Linked DNA regions of Homo sapiens: all the other regions are linked to region 1. A link is a contact called in ENCODE Hi-C or POLR2A ChIA-PET data. All regions are on one chromosome and are shown on one strand. Each heading gives the region's core, a stretch centred on a gene start or an enhancer-like site at or near the end of the contact. The rest is flanking DNA. Distances are from core to core; before and after follow the strand shown.

Region 1 (4,877 bases), core at 1,039-3,538:
AGGGGTCCGCGCGATCTCCCCGACTTTACCTGTCTTCCTAGTCCCAGCAGCCCCCGTCCCCGGCCTCCCGAACTCCCCACCCCCCAGCGCCTTTCTTCTTTGGGCTCTGGGTTTACGGGGGCTGCAGCTGGTAAACTTGGCAAGCTCGCCTCATTAAGAGCGCTCTTTGAAAACGGACTGTGTTTGAGCATTTCCCTAATGAGGACAGGACGGGGTTAAAAAGTGACCATTTCATGGTTGACTTGAACCTGCCTACTTTTCTTGATGTGTCGTTGTGAAATGCTTGATGTGGATAACTCCCACTTGGTGAAGGAAAAAGTCACTGGTTCCTCCAGGTCCGCTGGGGGAGGGAAGAGGGGACGGTGGACAGAAACCAGAGGGAGTGAGAGGGGCTAAAGTTGAGGGGACAGATCACGAGCTGGGAAGCGGTGGAAAGAGGACCGGGGAATCGGGGGCGAGCCTCGAAACGCCCCAGCAGTACCCGTGGAAGCGGGGCGGCCCCGCCCTGGGGATGGGCCCGCGAGGACCCGGTAGCCCCAGCGCCCCCCGGATCCCCCAGCTAGGTAGACTCGGAGCCCCAGGCGCTCACTTTTCCTCCCTCCATTGTCTGGGAGGCCTTTGCTTCCCCCTCGTCCCCATCCACCCCAAGCAGAAAACTGGATTTGGGGGGCGGTGTGTGTATGTGGGCGGGGGGTGCAGAAAGGGTGCAAGGCGAACCGCCTTCTTCAAAATCCCTGGAATCAAGTTCATTCACTCGGAGCCTGCACGGGCGACGGGGTGGGGGCGGGGCAGCGCCGCGGTGGGGAGCCGGCGCGGGCGCCGAGCGGCTCAGGGCCCGCAGCCTCTGGAGGGCTGCAGCGGCGCGCGCGCGCCCGCCGGCCCGCCCCGCAGCCCCGGGCGCGCCGCGGCCCCGCCCCGCCTGCACCCGGGCGGGTAGGGAGACGCTTTCCGCCGGCGCCCCGGGCCCCGGGGGGTGGGGATTGGGAGCCAGCCAGCGGGGCTGCAGGAGGAGGAGGAGGAGAGCGAAGCCGGGCGCGGGGAGGAGGTGGAGGGAGCAAGAGGCGGCGGCGGCGGCTCGGCCCGGTCCTCCCGCTCAGAGCGAGGCCACGTGCACGGGGCACCCCCGGGGAGGGCGGCAAACCGCGGCGAAGCGCCGCGCGCCGCGACTGCCTCGGGTGCGGGCCCCTGGTGGGCAGACCCGGGACGAACCCGCACCCCCTCCCTATCCGCGAACCCGGGCTCCGGGCGGGGCCGTCGGGGGCTGGGCGCCGCACCCCCCTGGTCCACGCCGGCGCGCCCCAACTACTTGAGCCCAAGTTCGCTCAGGTCCCCGCCTGCTCGGCCTCCCCCTTTTCCCGGCAGCCGCAGGCTCCGCGGACTGAGCCCGCCCCGGGTGCGAGTGTCCGCGCCCCAGCCCCGGCCTGGGGGCGGCCTGGGTGTGAGGGAATTTTCCACTCGTTCCTTTCTCGGGCTCAGACGGTTTCGGTGCTTCTCCCACTCGGATGTTCCCGCGGCTTAAAAGAGTCCGCAGCGAGCACCGAAATACCTCTTCCAGGGCGGGTTTTCGGGGGTGTGTATGTGTGTGCTGGTGTGGGGAGGGCAGCGGAAAGAAGAGCTATTTTGGAAAAAAAAAAAAAGTCATGGTTCTGTAGCACCGGTAGGATACCTTTAACAAATGAGGGAGAGGTGGGGGGAGAGAAGGAGAAGGAGGAGGAGGAGGAAGGTGGGGGGGCGGGGGGTGTGGAGAGGCTGGTGCAAAAGGAATGCGCGTTTGCAGGAGGAGGAGTAAAGCGATGATTGTGTAATTAAATAATAAAACAATCCTTAAGTCTGATTTGGAGAGAGCTCGAGCGGGGTCCAGAGGGTGGAACCGGTGAATTTTTCAACTTCCAAGTTTTGCAACGAAAGAAAGCAAGAGAGGGAGGGAAAAAAAAGAGCCTAGAGCAGAAAAGAGAGGAGTTTGGAGCCGAGCGGGAGAGCGGGATTTATCGTTTGGAATTTTTCAGGAGATCGTTTTGATACCCCTGGGCTCTGGGCAGCGGCGGCAACAGCAGCCTCCACGCTCGGCCGGGTCAGACGCGGGGCGAGGCGGGCGGGCGGGCGGCCGGGCGCCGAAGACCCGGCGCGGGCGGCGGCGGCTGCTGCTGCCGGGGACCACGCGCCGCGAGCCTCTTCCGCCCCAGAGATCAGCGCTCGCGCCCCCTCCCTCACCCCGGCCTCTCCCTTCTCCCCCATCCCACCCCGCCCCCACCCCGGCCCTCTCCCGCGCGCGCCCCGCCACCCGCGCGCACTCGCTCACGCTGCCCCTCGCGCACACACATGGTCGGCTCGCGGCAAAGTTTCGCCTGCGATCACCACTCCGGGATCCTGCCGCAGTGCTTGGGGCTGTAACCTTGAACTTTCCCAGCGCGGTGACACATTCTCCCCGCTCTCCCTCCCGCCCGCCCGCTCGCCCTCCTGCGCCCTCCCGCGCCCCCCTCCCCGCCTTTTTTGAAAAAGCATTTTACCACCAACCACCACCCCAATCCAACCCACACCGAACCTTCGCGCACCCCCTACACCCCAACAACAACAACAACTGCAAAATAGAAAACAAATCCCCAAACCCAGGCGAAAAGCAGCCAACACCGGCGGCGGCGGCGGCCTCGGCAAGCACGGCCAGCGCGCTCGGACTGCAAGAGGGTTAAAAGTGTAGATTGGATTTCACCCCTGGAAATCTAGCACGCCGAGTGAACTTGAATCTTTGGCTATTTAAGGAGGACTGGGTTTGTTGTGAAGTTGCGGTGATCCAGCGCAGAGCCCCGTCCTGATTGATCGCATCGCGGGGCTCAGATGACTGTAAAATGAATAGATGAAATTCTTGCTTCTCGAAGATTTTCTTGGGCATCTCCCGGAAAGTGCGTTTTAAGGCGAAGTCATGATGTATTCTCCCATCTGTCTCACTCAGGTACATGTCTCGGTCGCTTTCTCGAGCTTTCTCTCTGGCCCGAAATGCCTTTGTTTTGTTTTGTTGCGGACAATTAGCGGCTTGAGTTAACCTCCGCACATCCCCGTCCCTTGGAGAAGTGGCCCGGAGTTGCAGCGGGCGTCGCGGGGCGGCGTGGGAGCCGGGAGCGGCCCCTCGCCACGGCCACTGCGAGCGCCCAGCCCCGCGCCCTGGGCACGGAGCGCGGGCGCTGGGCCGGGCAAGGCCGCCGGGGGGTGGGCAGGGCCGGGACCTGTAAGTGCGAGGCCCCGTGCGGCCCCTCAAGTGCCCGTTGTGGTGCGGCATCCCCGCCCGGGGTGCCCGTAGCCCCTCTCAGCAGCTCGCGCGTTGAGGTGGACTCGGGCTTTGGAGGACTTTACGGGGGACTAAGCTTTTAAAAACAGCCAGTGAACTTGGGCGAGGGGACTGTAGCACGAGTCTGTGTGGGCGCCGCTGGACTGCGCTGCAGGCGGTGGGCGGGCGACGAATCGAGTCGGAGGTTGTGGTCCGGGGACCCATTCCTTTGCTTTATTTGGGGATCTGAAACCCTGGTCCATAGTGACCTGCTGCACTTTGGGGTTTCTAGTGACCGCACCACAAAGGCAGTATTTACGTTGACACGAGTTAGTTGGTCTTGGTGATTGTTAAGGAGTTTTTAGAACGTGTTCCTTTTGTGGAAACCTGTTCATTTGACGATATTTGGGCGTAGCTCGTAAGGCATTTTAAGTAATGCTGGTAGAAGTAAGGTCATTTTTTTCGACTTTGAGAATTGTCCTAAGACCTTAGGAATAATGTTATGAAATAAAACACTGGTTTTATACTTTTTAGAAACACGATTTGTATCACTTTAAGCCAGACGGTCAAATAGAAAAGCGGCGAGACCCAACAGACTTACCTGGGGGCAGTTTTCATCGCTGCCCAGGGAACTAACAACTGACAAAGTAACTAAAATATCTTAGCCCAGAACTGTTATTTGAGGCAGTATTTTAAACCTCTAAAGGTATGGGGCAGCTTATTTCAGCTTTTCGGAAGATGTGTCACCATTGGTAATTGATAACTATTTTCTTTGACATTGCCATGAAAACTAGTCATATAAAGAAGTGTCAGCCAGTCTTGGGCGTGTTAAAATTTTAAAAACATCTAATATCACGATGATGCATTTTTATAATGGACAAATAATTAAGATTTCAATTGTATGACAATTAGAAGCCATTGTGATTCAAAAGGACTGAGGCATTCATAAATTGTGAATGAAGATGAAAACAATGATAAGGCTTATTCAGTGATTGGATACAGTCCTGTAGCTTTTTGGCTGACACATTTTTTATTGTTTATATTTTGTTTGGCATCTGAGTATGATTAACTTAGATATGGCTATTTTCAGCAAGTAAACACGCACTTTAATTTAACAAAACTGGAAAAATGAGTTGCTGAGCTATTTGTATTTTAAAAGCCATGAATGATAATAGCCAATAAATATGATGAAACTGTTTCAGGTATAACGAATTGCCTTTACTTGTAAAAGTTACCATTAATATTACCCATCGGCTGGATATATTTTTCTCTTTCTGATAAGCTGTGTTAACTTGATATTATTTTTACACCGTGATCAAATAAAACAAATCAAAGCAAGATTTTCACTTACAGAGTATAGCATCACTTATTCTCACCTGTAAAAGATTGAATAATTGTGCATTTCTCTATATTTCTAACATCAGCTTTTCAGAAACATTGCTAGCAATTACATTGCATTTTTAGTATCCTCCAAATATGTATTGAAAAGTCACTAGTTTTATCTTAATTTGTGTAAGTTAAAGATAATATTGCAGCATTGAGACAGGGAATGTTGGGATCATATACAGCATAATCATTCAGCTATCACATTAGTATTCAGAGATACACACTTAACAAC
Region 2 (4,885 bases), core at 1,905-4,404, 290 kb after region 1:
CCCAAGTGGAGACTGCGTAGTTGAAACATGAGAAAGGGGAGGCCTTGCTCTCTGGAAACCATGATGACTGGTTTCTGTTTGGCTTTTCCGAGAGAACATACAGTACAAAACGTGCCACATTTTACAGCAGTAAAACTTCTGTAAGAAACAAAACACGGTTCAGCTAGAAAGACTTAATTTCTCTTTGCCATTTGTTAACTGATGATTGTTTTCACTCCGAGTGGCTGTTGTTCTTTTTCCTCCATTTCCCCTCCCTGGCCCCGCCGCCGCCACCCCCCCCCCCCCGCTGCTGCTCATCTACCGAGCTCTGAAATAGAATCAAACAGCTCTGTTCTGGTAATTAAAATATTTAAAAATGAAATCTCCACTCCATGTTTTCAATATTTCGCGTGCGTTCCATTTTACTATGACTAAGAATGTATTGTGATTTCTGGTGTTTTCTGTTCTGCAAATGTTTCCTTTGCAGCTGCGAAGAAGTCTATCTCCCATATGGCTTTTAGGACACTTTGCAGTATGCTCAGATCAAGCAATATGGACCTGAAAAGGAAAAGAAAAAAAAAAGAAAGCAACCAGTCTCCTTCATATGAAAATCTCTGTGGCATTCTGGGTAACTGCAATACAAAGAATAGTGTGATGGTTTGGCTTTCAAAGATACTGTTAGTGGCATTTCTACAGGTTGTTTTGATTGTCTGTGAATGCTGAGAGGTTTTTTTTGGTGTAAATGTTTATTGCTTTTTTCTAAATATAAAATAAGTCTATGTTCACTGAAGAAAATTTGGTAAGTGCAGGAGAGTACATGGAAGACAATGTACAATAACCCCGTTTGGTTTTCCAAATTGTTTTATATCCTTATTTTGTTCAGTGTCACCACATTTTTTTTTTTTTTAATGAGATAGAGTCTTGCTCTGTCGCCCAGGCTGGAGTACAGTTGTGCAATCTGGGATCACTGCAGCCTCCACCTCCCGGGTTCAAGCAATTCTTCTGCCTCAGCCTCCCGTGTAGCTGGGATTACAGGCACCTGCCACCGCGCCCAGCTAATTTTTGTACTTTTAGTAGAGATGGGATTTCACTATGTTGGCCAGGCTGGTCTTGAACTCCTGACCTCGTGATCCACCCTCCTCGGCCTCCCAAAGTGTTGGGATTACAGGCGTGAGCCACCACGCCCGGCTGAAAACATGGTTTGTAATGGCTCCATAATTTATAATAATAGTACCATGTGCCTGTTTTCTTATAAGATATTTAGGGTATTTCTATTTTTAATGGAAATATTGTTATAAATAATGTGATAACTGTGAATATGTATATTTGACTATATTCCTTATTACTTCATTTGGATAGATATTCCAAAACTGGCATTACTAGGTCAGAAATTATGAATCTGTTTTAATAACCTTGCTACATACTTTTGTATTGGTTTATAAAGTCTCTGCTATATGTTACTACCACCACTATATGTGGAGTGTATGTGAATTTCATCCTCAAATTCTTCAATATTCTAGTAGTTGGTAGTTTTTTTTACATCTTTGCCATTTCAACACATATAAAATAATAAAATTAATATCAATATGTTCCTAATTATTAAAACAATGTATTTTTCCCCTTGTATGTAGTCCATTAATGCTGAAGTTTAGTGGCTTGGTTTAATAACCTTTCCCCAAACCCATATTCTGTATAACAGAAATTTCTTTGGAAAAATTTCAGAATATACATCTCTTTGTAGTAACCTGGGAAATAATTTTTCTCTTAGGACATTTGCATACTGCATGGAAATCTGGCCAGAACTTGAACAGATGGTTCCAAAACTTGGGGTACCTTAAACTTAAACATCAGTGTAACTTGGGGTCCTCTGCAAGGTCATCCGCAAGGACTGTGAAAGTCCTGCTTCTTGGTATCATTTCCTGACAGGTGTGTGTTAATGTTTCAGGAATATACTGGAGTGTACTGCTTTTTTATTCCTGATTCTGCTCACAAACTTGTCATTTATTTGACCACTGACTGTTGAGATTAGGATGCTCTCAATAAGGCATATTTGGATCATGTTTATCTCAAAACTGCTTCTACTAGAGGCTTTTGTGGCTTGCTTTCACATATCAGGGTTACTGCTAATGTGTCCCTAATACTTTGTTGAGAAGGTGAAAGTGGTAGTTGAAGTCACTTTAAAGTCAGTCCTAGGAATGCCTCTCAAATTCTCCCTGGTTTTCTATTTTCTAAGTTACCATTTATTGAGCACCTCTTGCATGCCATGCACATTTCACACTTGATCTCGCTTAAGCATTATTACAATCCAATAGAGTTTGGATAACGATGCATTTTCACAGACAAAAGTAACCTCAGAGAGATTAAGTCATTTGCCTGGAGACATAGAGATTATAAATAATGGTTGATAAATACACAGAGGCTCAAGATTCCTGTTTGGTAATTACAGAGGCTGTAGAAATAGACATGTCAAGGGCTCTCAACTACTGAGTCTCCAAAAGTCAACTGGGAATCTTTTAATTATTTACATCCAGGAAAAATCTTTTACCTATTCCCTGAATAAAATATAACATGTTTTAAGGTCATTTTCCAAACTTTCTTGCTTTAGGTTAATCATTAGTGAGAGACCCCAACATTTCTCAGATTGTGTGCAAACCCTGAAATGATAGCAGAAATTTACACAGTGACCCCAGACAGTTAGATTTATCCTGTAGCTTGGGTTGAGCACCTTAAATTTATATCCATATATGTCTTGCAAATTCTTTTGCTTTGTGGCTTAGTAGCAAGGCATTTACCCTCTGGACAGTGCAGTCAGGTGTGCCCATAAAAACAGGAGTTGATCATTTATGAAAGCTGACTGTGGAATAAGCTAAAGGTGCTTTGAGGACATGCTTTTAGTGTCCACTCTTAGAAACCTGTATTTCAACTTCCCTGGAGCTCAGGATTTTAAAGATCAAGCTTCCTAGCCTCTTCAGCCTCTGCAAGTTCAGATAACCTGTTGCTATTTTTGAATATAAATAGGCCTTATTAGGGATTAAAAGAACTGCCCAGAGGTTTTTCCCCTTTTCTCATTTTGGTGTTTGGATTGTCAGCGGAAGTCTTGAGCTTTGAGACTTGGCAAGGCAGCGCCTTCAAACAAACATCCTGTGGACAAAATTGTCTGGCCCAGCACTCGGTGTTCCAGGATGATTGACAGGAAGCAGCATGTGCTGGGAGGAGGGAGGATGGACACTCTGAGCACGGTGGCTTCCAGTTCCCTCAAACAATAGCCAAGCTCCCAGGGAGCCTCACACCTTCTTTTTCCCATCTACTGGGGTGGTGGGGGTTAGGGAGGATGTGGGCTGGGCAGGAGGTGAGAGGAACCTTGGAATTCCACCCAGCAATTACAAATAACCAACCAAAACCTTTCGATAATGCTTCAACTTGAGGGATAGGAAGATACAGCTATGCAGAGATCTGGGATGATGCTTGAATCAAGCAGTGAGCCAAAAGGAGCCATCCAAAGCTAAAGCCAACACTGGTCACCTTGTGGAATGGGGCTTGATGAAGTGAGCAGAAGTGAGGAGAGATCTGGAAGGGTGAAAAGAAGTGAAATGAAACTCACACGTAAAAGAAAATGAACATTTAAAAGAAATCCAGCTATATGCCAGGATTTTGCATATGTGTTTGCTTTTGGTCCTGTTGCAGGTATTTGAGGCAGGTATTATATGAATTCTTTCAGATGAAACTGAGGCTCAGAGAAGCTAAATAAAATTATCCAATGTGACAAACTTAGACCATGGCACAACTAGTATTTGAGTTCCAGTCCTTTGGACCCTCAAAACCCATGCATTTTCCTCTATTACATTTCCTCTCTAAACTTGTCTAAATCCTACCCTCTTCTTTCTCTGCTTCAGTCCTGGTGGGGAATATATAGAAGAGAACTTATCACCCTAGCTCAGTCTCCTACAACTTCCAATTTATATCTTCCATTCCTGTCTTCCCAAACCTTTCACCATTGTCTGAATCATCAGGTATTTCCATATCTCTGGGTCTTTATCATGTTGTCTTCTCTGCTACAATGACTTTCTCTTCATTCACCCTAATACAATCTACCATGCACCCTTCAAAGTACAGTTCAAATGCCAACTTCTTCAAACAGCTCGTGTATCTTACTGTCTCTCACTCTCCCAAGGAGGATCAGTACCTTCCTGACACAGTAGTCTTACAGTAATTTGTGTCTATCTCTGTTATAATTATCACATGTTACTTGGAATCTGAATATCCCTAGTTATTACTAAATCATGAACAACAATAACTGAAATCACCATAAAATCTAGACCTATCTTTTGGTGACTTGATTGTGGCCCATTTGGGCAAGTGTTAGGCTTCAATCCTAACATTGATAGAAGGAGATCTATCCCTCTATCTCTGAGAGTCCCCAATTGATTCCTTACGATACTTTATGAATTAATATAAGAAGAAAGGGTGGGCAGAGACATTGGAGGAACAGTGGAAAAGTGAATCTCTGTCTAATTCCTTCCTTCCTTCCTTCCTTCCTTCCTTCCTTCCTTCCTTCCTTCCTTCCTTCCTCCCTTCCTTCCTTCTTTCCTTCCTTCCTTCTATAGTTACTAAGTATCACCTAAGAGTTTTGTGCTAGGGTAGATGCTGAGGACACAATGGTGAGCAGAACCCACACTTCTTCTGCTGCTGTGGAGTTAGGGTCCATTGAGGAAGACAAACATTACAAATACAACTCACAAAATATACAATCGTGAATTGTACTAGATGCTATTTAAAAAAATGACAAAGGGGCTACATGAACCTAATTCTGATGGACTTGACCTAGTCTCAGGAACAGGTAGGTGGTGGTTGACAGTTTAAAGTGAACTTTCAGGAAAAGGAGTTAAATCGATCTGAAAAGTGATCA
Region 3 (4,951 bases), core at 1,483-3,982, 410 kb after region 1:
ATTGGTAAAATCCCTCTTGATAAAATCCAAGTTTTATGCTACTGGATGATCTATATGAAGTCTCTCAGTCTCATTTTTTAGACCTCCTTTGACAGATAAAAGTATTATTTAAAAACTGAACTTTAAAATTTTCCAGAAAGGGAATATAAATTTAAAAATACTTTTTGACACAAGGCCAAAGAACACAAGATAATTTTTGATTTTCTAATTGCATTCTTTCTCCTTGTATAGGAGATAACTTGTCCTTTACTCCTCAGATGAATTCCCTGAGATACAATTTGGGTCAATTCTGAAAATGCCCACCAAAGGCAAGAGCCATTGTATGTTAACAAGATGACTAAGAAACATATTGAAAGACTTTATAAAAGTTTACTAAACAGGATTTTCAAGGCAGCCTGGGATTATTTAACAAATGCACAAGGTTCTGGAGAACATAAAGTGATTTTTAAAGATTAAATGCTGACTGCATCTGTTGTCTTCTGTTTTCTATCTATATTCATTGATAACAGGCCAAACAAATATGCAAAATGTATCCAATCACAAGGGAATTTATAGGCCTAATGAAGGATTTCTTTGGAATTACTTTCAATGAGGGGGGAGCAGTAATGAGCTGAAAAGGTATTTCAGATTCTTGTGGATGTTTCTAAAGAGTTTTTCTTTTCTCTGCTCCCTTCTCTCCACTCTGCCCTTTTCCTTTTCCATTTCCCTTTTTCCTTTTTCTTTTTCCTTTCCTTTCCTTCTTTTCTTTCTCTCTCTCTTTGTCTATTTTTCTTTTTCTCTCTTTCTCTCTCTCTCTCTTTCTCTCCTTCTCTTTTTTTCTCTCTCTCTCTCCCTCTTTCTCTCTTTCTCTATGTCTTTCTCTCTCTTACTCTTTCTTTCTCTTTTTCTCTCTTCTCTCTTTTTCTCTCTCCCTCTCTTTCTCTCTCTCCCTCTTTCTCTCTTTCTCTATGTCTTTCTCTCTCTCTTACTCTTTCTTTCTCTCTTTCTCTTTCTCTCCTCCTCTCCTCTCCTTCTCTCCCCCTGCCCTCCTTTCTTCCTTTCTGTCTTTTTCGATTTTTTTCCTCTTTCCCTCCTAAAGCCTAGCACTGGACTTTGGACTTACAAGGATTCCAAGTATACAGTAGTACCCCCTTATCAGCAGGGGATGTGTTCCAAGACCCCCAGTAGACGTCTGAAATTGTACATAATACCTGACTATATACTATGTGTTTTTCCTATATACATACCTATGATGAAGTTTAATTTACACATTAGGCACAGTAAGAGATTCACAACAATAATAATAAATATAACAATATACTTTAATAAAGGTTATATGAATATGGTCTCTCTGAAAATATTGCGCTGTACTCACCTATTTTTGGACTGCAGTTGAACACAGGTAGTTGAAATCGTGGATAAGGGGGACTACTGTGCTTGCTAATGGATTATTTGTTTTTGAAAAAAGTGAGCAAGTAGTTGGCCAATCTTCCAAAAAGTACCCTTCTAGATCTCAACTTTTCATCATCCTCCACAGCAAAAGGAATGGAACAACATTGTGCAGCACTTCCTAAACTGATATCAAAGAGCCAGTTAGTGCTATCTGACAATTACCTTTGCACCTCATCAAGGAAGATTCTAGGCAAATACAACCTCTCATTATGTCTTGGCAGTGGACAATTTCTGGTCTTCCTAAAAACAAAATGTAAATCACCTCAATAAAACTTACCCAAGACATTCTAGACTTAAGTGGGGCTTGGTGAGGGAGCAGGCAAGAGAGTCTATTTTTACATTTTAAAGAGAAGACAAAATGGTGGATAAGTAACTGAGAAAGCTTCATGTTACACTTCATGTATTTCCTTCCTCCTTCCGTGAGTCAATTTAACAGTGAATGAAAGGGATCAAACAGATAATACTTCTAACATGGCATCTCCTCTACTTTTGTTTTGTAATCCTCGCTCCAGCAGTTGCTACTTGTGTAACCTTGGGTGATTACTTAAATCATCTGTAAAATGAGAGTAAGAAGAGTCCTCCTCTCAGAGCGTTATTACTGGGATTGAACATGGTAACACAACTAAGGCCCTGGAACAGTGACTGACACATAGTAAATATTCAAAATTATCTTATTATTCAATTTATTATGCAAAAAGAATTTTTTTTGATGATGTCTGTGCTGTTCCTGTTCTTGTCTCATGCCCAGGGTGACTGTGTTGCTTCCTGGGTAATGTTCTTTTGGAGATTCTACCAAGGAATCCCAAACCCCAAAGTCTTACTCCACGTGCTCAGCAGTGCTCAAAAGGCCTTTAACAGGGAACAAAACCTCTCACCCCTCAAATGCTTAAAAGGCAACTCTGGCTTGAGTCCAAAAAAGATTTTTTAAGAAAGTAATTTTTGACACTGATAAGGCCAGAGAGTCTCAGGTATTCCCTGGAAGAGAGAGCAAAGGCAAAAAGAAAAAAAAAAAAGCCACATCCCACTGTACCAAAACAAATCTGAACCTCCTCAAAATTTCACCAACATTTCATTCATTCGAAGCTTTGAATAAAAAGCAAGAAAGTAACACAGCCCACAGGGCATTTTTTGGGACAAAGAAGATTCATTCCCAGGGCTGCAGATTTCCTGACACCTGGGGATATGTTAGTGCACATGAATAAATATTCCATTGTTTTGAGGATCTCTTTGTAAGTATCTTGCTTCAAGAATGACGGGTGACGTCAATCAGGAAAAAATCCCCAGTGAATCCTAGGACTTATTGCTCCAATTAAGCAAGAAGACACGTTAGAGCCTGAAAGATTGGGTAATAATTCATACCTGTTGTGTTTCGATGTTAACTGTGAGCCTAAATGTAGACTCTAACCTCTCTTAAGCATAATTTTTTTCTACACAATAGCTCAAGGCCTTGAATATTTAAGAAAATTACATATAAGGAAATGTTAAAAAAAAATCTCTCTGAAAAAAAGTACATGGCTCATGAAAAATAAATCTGGGTAAATTAAGTTATGAAAGATGTATTTCAGTTAGAGCAGGAGCTTTGAAGTGCATTTCCTGTGCAAAAACAAAAACTCGGCTTCCTAGATGATAAATTGCCAACACAATAGCCTTTCGGGTATCACAGGAGCTTGCAGTTTATCTGGGCTTCCAGGTCACCCTGGGTTTAAGCCTGACTTACTGTCACCCTCCCTTCAAGGGTACTGGGACTTCTGGTGCGAGGCAGCATTTAAAGCCCTGGAAGAATGTGTTTCTTTTTGTGAGGAAGTATCTTGCTTTTTCTGACAGCTGCATCTGGCTGCCTGTTGAGCCTAGTTTTCTTCTAAGAAATGATTTTTGGAATAAGGACCGGAAGGCCTTACTCAGCTGACGAGGAAGTAGGATTATACAATAGCCGTGAATGTGGAATTTGGAAACAAACGTCCTGGGTTCAATCCCAGTTTTGCCAATTCCCTAGTAGGGTGAGCTTGGGCAAGTTAATTCATTCTTTAAACTTCAGCTGCCTCAATTGTAAAGGGGATAAGACTACCTAAGAGAGTTCCAGTGAGGGTTAACATGGAAAAATGGAAATAAAGAAGCACTTAGTGTATCACTGGGCATAAAATGAGCCCTCGAGGAGAGTTAACTATTATGGTTAACTCAAAACATGTTAGGATATAAGATATTGGTAGGGGTTCTTTTGATCAATGGTTTAACTGAACTACAATCAGAATAGATTTACTTATATATAAATAAACAAAAATTATGAGGGCCTTCTATAGACAAGAATAAAGCACTCTCAAGCTTTTGCAGGGGCTATTGCCCTCAAGTAGCATGACTCTAGTTGAGTTGATTAGACATGCATCCGCATAACAACACCAAGTAGAAAGTGGCAAGCTATAAGAGAATGTAGTTAAAGTGCTACTGGACTTAAGAAGAAGGAAGGATTATAATCTAGTTGAGGGAAGTCAGAGAAGACTTTGCAGATGAAGGTCCCGTGGTGAACATCTCTTTATTTTTCATATATTGACAACAGGGTTCATATGATTATATTGACTTAAAAATTTCAGACTGGAAAGATCTACCTTCTATAGTGTAAAGATTTGGACATGTCTGAGAGAGTTCAAGCTCAATGTATATTCTCTGATTACAGTAATCTCGGGCCATAAAAGTCAGTATCGCTTTAAAATGAGAATCAGGTTTGGCTTTTCCCCAGAGGACAGTTGGCCATTTGCCCAGTGGTCTGTGCAGTAACATACTTATACAAACTTTCCTAGTTTGAAAAGAAAGGGAGGGAAGCAGGGGAAGAAAACAGAGGGAAGCAGTGCTGATCTTTTGTCTGTAAAAACACTGTATGATGGCCAGGTGTGAAGAAAACTTGCTCAGGCTCTCAGGCAAAGTTGTGTTGCTCTTGGTGGAAACAACGGAAACTTTTGTCGTCGTCTTGTCCTCTCCTGTTCTAACTCTCCTGCTATCTTCTTTCATGTTATTTGCCATTCTATTCACTCCTTTGTTCATTCATTCATCAAATATTAAGTTTCTAGTCTTGGAACTTAAATGCTGCTGTAGAGGTAAGAAGATGAATACAGCTAGGTTCCTTGTTCCAATCACCCTTATAAGAAAGGCCAGCAATACTCAGGAAGAGTTATAACCCAGGATACAGGGAGTGGGGTCTTGCTGAAATGCTGGAGCGGCTGGCTTTGCTATATTTCTTCTATTTTGGTGTGTGTTTCCCAGTTGACCACCTCTTTGATTTTGTATGCTGCTACTTCATGCTTCCTACTCTTTTTTGTAAGTAAGCAGCTAAGCCTATATCTAAAAGCATTTTTAAATTTGAGTATATATATATATATAAAGATTCCTCTCTTATTATAATAAGTTGAGTTGAGTTATAGGCATGAAAGGGGAATTATGACAGAGTTGGGAAAAACTGATTGGGAGCATATTATGAAATAATAACACAGAGGTAAGTTTTGGTTGTGTTGTAGAAGAGGAGAACAAATTC
Region 4 (5,176 bases), core at 198-2,697, 370 kb after region 1:
AGATGGCTTGAGCAAGATTGTTGGCTCTGTCTCTTCTAGCTTCCTGACCTCATGTAAGATATATAACATCTCTATGCCTTGGTTTCCTTATCTGCAAAAAGGGGATAATAATAGTAGTACATAGTGGATAGGACTGCAGCCAGGATTAGATAACAGAGTATATGTAAATCTCGTAGATCAATGCCTGCTACATGAGTAACTTTTTAATCCACAGTACATGAATCAAATTGCATTGAATCAAAAGTTTTGTGAAGATTTGAGATGAGAATGAGAGCCAAATAAGCCATATCATAAGAAGCTGTGATCAGAAATAAAATGAGGTATGTTTTGACACTTAATGACATTCTAAAAGATTGGGCGGCAGCAAGATGTACACACGTCTCTGCAGAAAATGTGGTGAGGAGGTAGGGGGTTGGGCAAGGGAGATCAATCTCACAGCTTTCAAGTAGGATTCTGTGGGTGGGGAAGAAAACTAGAATTCACAGAGAAGGAACTGGCTGATATTATTATTATTTTTTTTGATGCAGCATTTCAGAAAACATAATCAATGGCATGCGTCCAGTTCCCATTTAGTAACCAAAGAACTAGCTGCAGCTGTTTTTTATGCCTGGTGGTGCCAGTTTGATAGTGTATAATCATATTTGCATAAAGATAAAAAGGAAGGTGTTATAGAACACAGTTAAGCCTATGGTTTCACCATGAATTAAAGGTAATTTCAGACTAATTAGGTATAATTTGTTAAGGAATTCTTCCCAGCAATGATGACTCTGATTTTGTAATTACAGGACAATGCTTACTGTGGCTTTCAAGGCAGGAGAAAGCACACCCGAGGGGGTCGTGTCCCACACTAGGCAGATCTAATGGTGCCACAAAAGACAGGTGTTTTGTCAGATTTCAGCCACACACTTTCACACCTGCAACGCATTAACTACCGCAGCAATGTTAATGAAGACCAGGTGCCTGTTCTCCAGCATAAATGAGGAACTGGCAGGAGATTTGCTGTTTGCTACCTGACGTCTACCCCTGAGTCTCTGAACCCCGTCCTTCTGGTTGAAGGGGAAGGTGAGTGGGGTAACAGGGTTTTGGGTACTTTTGCCTTGGTCCTTTTGAGTTGTGGGATGGAGATACTGAAACATTGGTCTTCGCATTATGGTAGTGACCTTTTTACCCACCCATTGAATTTCCCATCAGTTTCCACCCTAAAGTAGTGGAAAACATTCTTACAGCACTAAGTATCTCCAGGCTTTCTGTGCTGCTACCCCTTTTGTGCAGAGTTCAGCCTCTGAGAGTCCTGAAAATAGCTGATCTGCAGAATCTACAAAATGGATTTCTGGAAAGTGCTGTGTTATCAGCTGCTACCAGGGAAAGTTTGATTGTAGCTACTTGAGTCTTTTCAAACTTGAAGTTTTGCCATTCCATCCGGAAATGAGTAATGGAGGCCTTGAGCAAGGCTTTTCACTTTAATAAAACACAAGGTTTTCATTGTGTGGGGCTACATCATTTTAATGCTCTGTGTTATGAAATACAAAATCTTTTTCTTCCTCCCTTAAGAAAAAAACTCTGCAGCAAAGCTTTTCCCTCCTCTTTTTTTCCTTCTTTTCTTTGTTTCACCTCTTTCAGCTGCAGTTGTCTGCTCCCTGCAATTTCCAGCAGTTAAGTGAAGTTAATATTGTCACACACACACACACACACACACACACACACACACACACACACACAATTGAAAGTGAGGAAAAGAATGAGCAGGTCTAGGTTCTCAACAATAGAATATAATTATCTAACTCATTACCAGTGACTTCTGGCCATGAAAAAAAAAGCCTCTTCACCCTGGGAGAGGGAAGGATGGACAAATATCAAAATGCTTGACACTGCACTTAAATTCCAGGTCCTAATTAAGTTAGAAAAGAATGGACTCATAGACTTTTAGAGTAGCAGATCTGAGTGTGAAAAGGATGGTTCAAATCCAGATTTCTTTAACTCTTCAATCCCTGAAGTGAATATATTGGGCAAACCTTCAGAAATGGATACTCACACTCTTGAGGTGACCTGTTAGTAACATAGATCCAAACCATTCATTTCAGGTCATTCTGCAGTGTTTTTCAAGACATGTTTCCAATGAGCTTACTTAAGATTTTCAAGAGGCACCCTCAAGGTACAAATATAGCTGGGGAGTTTCCAGAAATCTCTGGCTTTCCCTTTCCACGTCCCACCACCTACAACTAAAGCAATTTTAGTTTTCAATTTACTTTATTGATTTGGTGTCTATCAATGATTTAATATATTAATTTTTTTGGATTAATACCAAAACCTTTGGTTACAGCTGCCAAAGAATACCCTATCTTATGGCAGAAAACACTCGTGCCTTTACCAAGTACTCAAGTATTTGAGCAAATCCAAATTCTTCATGTAGACAATGTTAGCCTTGTATGCAGATTCTCCTGAAGGCCACTTCTGTGCACAAGTGCTGAGGCATTTGGACAGAGTGAGAAATCATGTCATGTTTTCAGTGTTTCTAGCAACCTTAATGTCTACAGCAAATGAATTACTTCTTAACGAATGCTTCTAAAAATTTGGATTATAGGTACTGACCAGGAAACTCAATTTCAAATCCTTGACTCCCCAGTCTTATCAAAAGCCGAACTGAGATCACTGACATTTGAGAGATTATCTCAGGCCTTGCTACTCAATATATGATCTATGGACTGGCAGCAGTGACATAATCTGAGAGCTTCTCAGAAATGCCAAATCGCAGGCCCCAACTCAGACTTACTAAATCAGAATCTACATTTAAAAAACTCCACTGTTTTTGAGTCAACTTAATGACTCATTTGCCTATTAAACTTTAACGTTGTAAACGTGTATTCTTCTAGATCAGAAATTCTTAATTTGGGGTCCTTTGAGTCCATAAATTGGCCTCAGGTTTATCAACTCACTGCAATTAAATGCAAAATTGAATCTGGAGGTGTGGCTATGTATGTTTGTGTTTTAACCCGTAGATCCTTGTTTTTGGTAAAGAGGATTCATAATTTTTCAGCTTTTCAAAAATGTTGCAAACTATACTAATAAAGGTCTTCTTATTTATAGTGGCCATGCACTTCTCTGGGTAGTGCTCTGGGACAGAACTCCGGACATAAAAATGCTATCATAAAATTATAATGGAATTTAATTTTCTGAGCTTCTGCTGAGTGTAAACTAAATTGTTCTTGCATCTTCTGCAAACAGGTGTACAAGTTCGTCCACAGTGTTGTTCAATATCACTTATCAATTTTAGGGCACTAAAAAAAGAAGTGTCCGATGGACTATTATGCTTCTTTTTGTCAATGAGCACTCTATAATTTCCTGTCTCCTCCCCACCCTTCTTTTTTTTTAATGTGCAAGGCTCAAAAAAGCTCAGAACTATTACGAATATGGCATTCAATTACAAAACTCTCCAAAGACAAAATTTCTGGGACAGATCTGTGAAACAGTTAATACTGCACAGCATTAACAATTGAACTGTGCTGGAAAAATAAGAATCGACAACGATGAAAAAATAAAAGGGCATTTAACACAACTAAGAATTAAAGTACACACCTCATGAGGGTTGGACTCTCTATTTCCTTGCTGCTTGCTCTCCCATATCATGTATAGTGTCTGACCATAGCTACTTGGAAAATATCTTTTGTCAAACAAACACATTGATTTAACAAATACTTACTAAATGCCAACTATGTGGTAATGTGGAATTGTAATTAAGAGATAAAATGAGTCTGTCTGGATTTGAGTTCCAGCTCCACTGTGCAAAGCTACAAGATCTTTGGCAAATTTCTTCTCCTCCCTGTGTCTAAAATGAAGATAAGAGTAGCACCTAACCTATAGGCCTGTGATGAGGGTTATATTAATTAATGCACGTAAGTTCTTAAAACAGTGCCTGGCATGTAGTAAGCACTCAATAAGTAGTGACTATTACTAGGTACCTGGCACTTCTCTAGGTTTTGTGGAAATGGGAATACAAAAAAATACCATCTTGGCTCTCATAGGTCTTTTATCAGGGAATAATAGATATTCAATAATTAATTTTATAATTACTCTAAATTGTAATATGTGCTATGGATGGAGAAGTATAAGCTACTTTTAGGAAGACCTGACCAGGGATGGGATGTCAAGAAGGTTTCCCTGAGGAGGTGAGTTTTAGGTGAAGGGGAATAGGGAATGGGAGATAGAGCAAGCCAGGTCCAGGGGGCTGGAGCTCAGCAAGTGGTCAGCAAAGGGTGTATGGGAAGCTGATGAGGTAGACAGGGCCTGGGTCATGCTGTGCTTTCTGGAGAGTCTTGGCCTTTAAGAAATTTGAGGTGTACAGAAAAGGTTTTAATCAAGGGAATGACATGAGCGGGTTTGAATTTTTAATGTATCTCTCCAACAGGCATGTGGAAAATTGATTATAAGTAAAATCAGAGTAACTGTGGAGACATGAGTTAGGAAGCATTTAGAATATAATATGAAAGAATCAATTGTACCATTTTGTAGGATGTTGACAGTGAAAGATAAAGAGAGCTGGATGAATTGGAGAAACATTTAGTAGGTAAAGTAAGGAGGACTTGGGGTTGATAGAGTCCTGATTGAATTGTATTGTGCTTTTCCTTTTTATTTCTTCAAGACAACAAGACACATTCAAAAGTGACTTTATTTCTCTATTTTTCCTTCAATTTGTAAACACAGACCCACTTATTCTCACAGGCTTCCCTTAGCTTCATATATGTATATATTCATATACATCCTCCCATAGATCCATATATAATTGATATTGAAAATAGCCTTCTCATGTAAGACTGTTCCTGTTCGTTTCAGAAGGAAATTCATTTATGCTTATAAGACATAAACTCTGTTCTCTGTTGACACTTCTTGAAAGCTTTTGAAGTTCTTTGAGGTGCCTGGGGTAGGTAGGACTAGATAAAATCTTATTTTTGCCTTTCTTAGAAGGAATACAACAAACAATATATTCTCATGGTTGTGATATACAAACAGGATGTTAGTTATTATCCATCTCCAAGTGCTTAATGTTGAAAGGGTGGGGGAAAAACTCACCTCTTCCCCCCACCCTTTCAACATTAAGCAGGTGGAGATGGGTAATAACTAACATCCTGTGTGTAAAAGCTTTGCTTTTGTTTTCCTGGGGGGATACAGGCAGTGAAGAGCC

Evidence for each region. A loop is a pair of places that touch in the nucleus more often than their neighbours do. ChIA-PET counts read pairs that join two places held with the same protein, here RNA polymerase II (POLR2A). Pooled maps may share reads with other maps.
Region 2: a map of heart left ventricle shows a loop between it and region 1 (4-fold over the local background). The contact joins the enhancer-like site here to the promoter of NFIB in region 1. A Hi-C loop is called at or near these places in 37 of 168 maps with a recorded cell type or tissue (A673, IMR-90, PC-3 and 20 more) and 25 of 50 pooled maps. POLR2A ChIA-PET finds 5 or more read pairs at or near these places in 2 of 52 experiments (A673 and OCI-LY7).
Region 3: a map of heart right ventricle shows a loop between it and region 1 (4-fold over the local background). The contact joins the enhancer-like site here to the promoter of NFIB in region 1. A Hi-C loop is called at or near these places in 9 of 168 maps with a recorded cell type or tissue (Right ventricle myocardium inferior, aorta, ascending aorta and 4 more) and 11 of 50 pooled maps. POLR2A ChIA-PET finds 5 or more read pairs at or near these places in 1 of 52 experiments (MCF 10A).
Region 4: a map of mammary epithelial cell shows a loop between it and region 1 (2.6-fold over the local background). The contact joins the enhancer-like site here to the promoter of NFIB in region 1. A Hi-C loop is called at or near these places in 4 of 168 maps with a recorded cell type or tissue (IMR-90, MCF 10A, chondrocyte and 1 more) and 2 of 50 pooled maps. POLR2A ChIA-PET finds 5 or more read pairs at or near these places in 1 of 52 experiments (activated T-cell).

What each region holds. Positions count from the first base shown.
Region 1 is chr9:14,311,552-14,316,428 of GRCh38, reverse strand. It overlaps NFIB (nuclear factor I B), which reads left to right and starts at 2,288. Exons shown (of 11, transcript NM_001190737.2): 1 at 2,288-2,947. The coding sequence starts at 2,918. RefSeq lists a silencer at 2,585-2,879.
Region 2 is chr9:14,025,605-14,030,489 of GRCh38, reverse strand. No RefSeq gene overlaps it. Among named protein-coding and RNA genes, the nearest start is that of LINC00583, 100 kb to the right of the region's middle. Within about 2 kb of position 3,154, at least 13 of the 41 ENCODE cell types and tissues checked have a DNase peak (open chromatin) inside an H3K27ac peak, as active enhancers do; they include ascending aorta, endothelial cell of umbilical vein, gastrocnemius medialis and 6 more, where a contact is called at or near this core.
Region 3 is chr9:13,898,377-13,903,327 of GRCh38, reverse strand. The region is part of intron 6 of LOC101929507 (a long non-coding RNA gene); the gene reads left to right. Among named protein-coding and RNA genes, the nearest start is that of LINC00583, 27 kb to the left of the region's middle. Within about 2 kb of position 2,732, at least 5 of the 41 ENCODE cell types and tissues checked have a DNase peak (open chromatin) inside an H3K27ac peak, as active enhancers do; they include heart right ventricle, where a contact is called at or near this core.
Region 4 is chr9:13,935,547-13,940,722 of GRCh38, reverse strand. All of the region lies in intron 1 of LINC00583 (long intergenic non-protein coding RNA 583), which reads right to left. It overlaps LOC101929507 (a long non-coding RNA gene), which reads left to right. Exons shown (of 8, transcript XR_001746621.2): 5 at 215-320; 6 at 786-1,062. Among named protein-coding and RNA genes, the nearest start is that of LINC00583, 10 kb to the right of the region's middle. RefSeq lists an enhancer at 359-1,175. Within about 2 kb of position 1,447, at least 2 of the 41 ENCODE cell types and tissues checked have a DNase peak (open chromatin) inside an H3K27ac peak, as active enhancers do.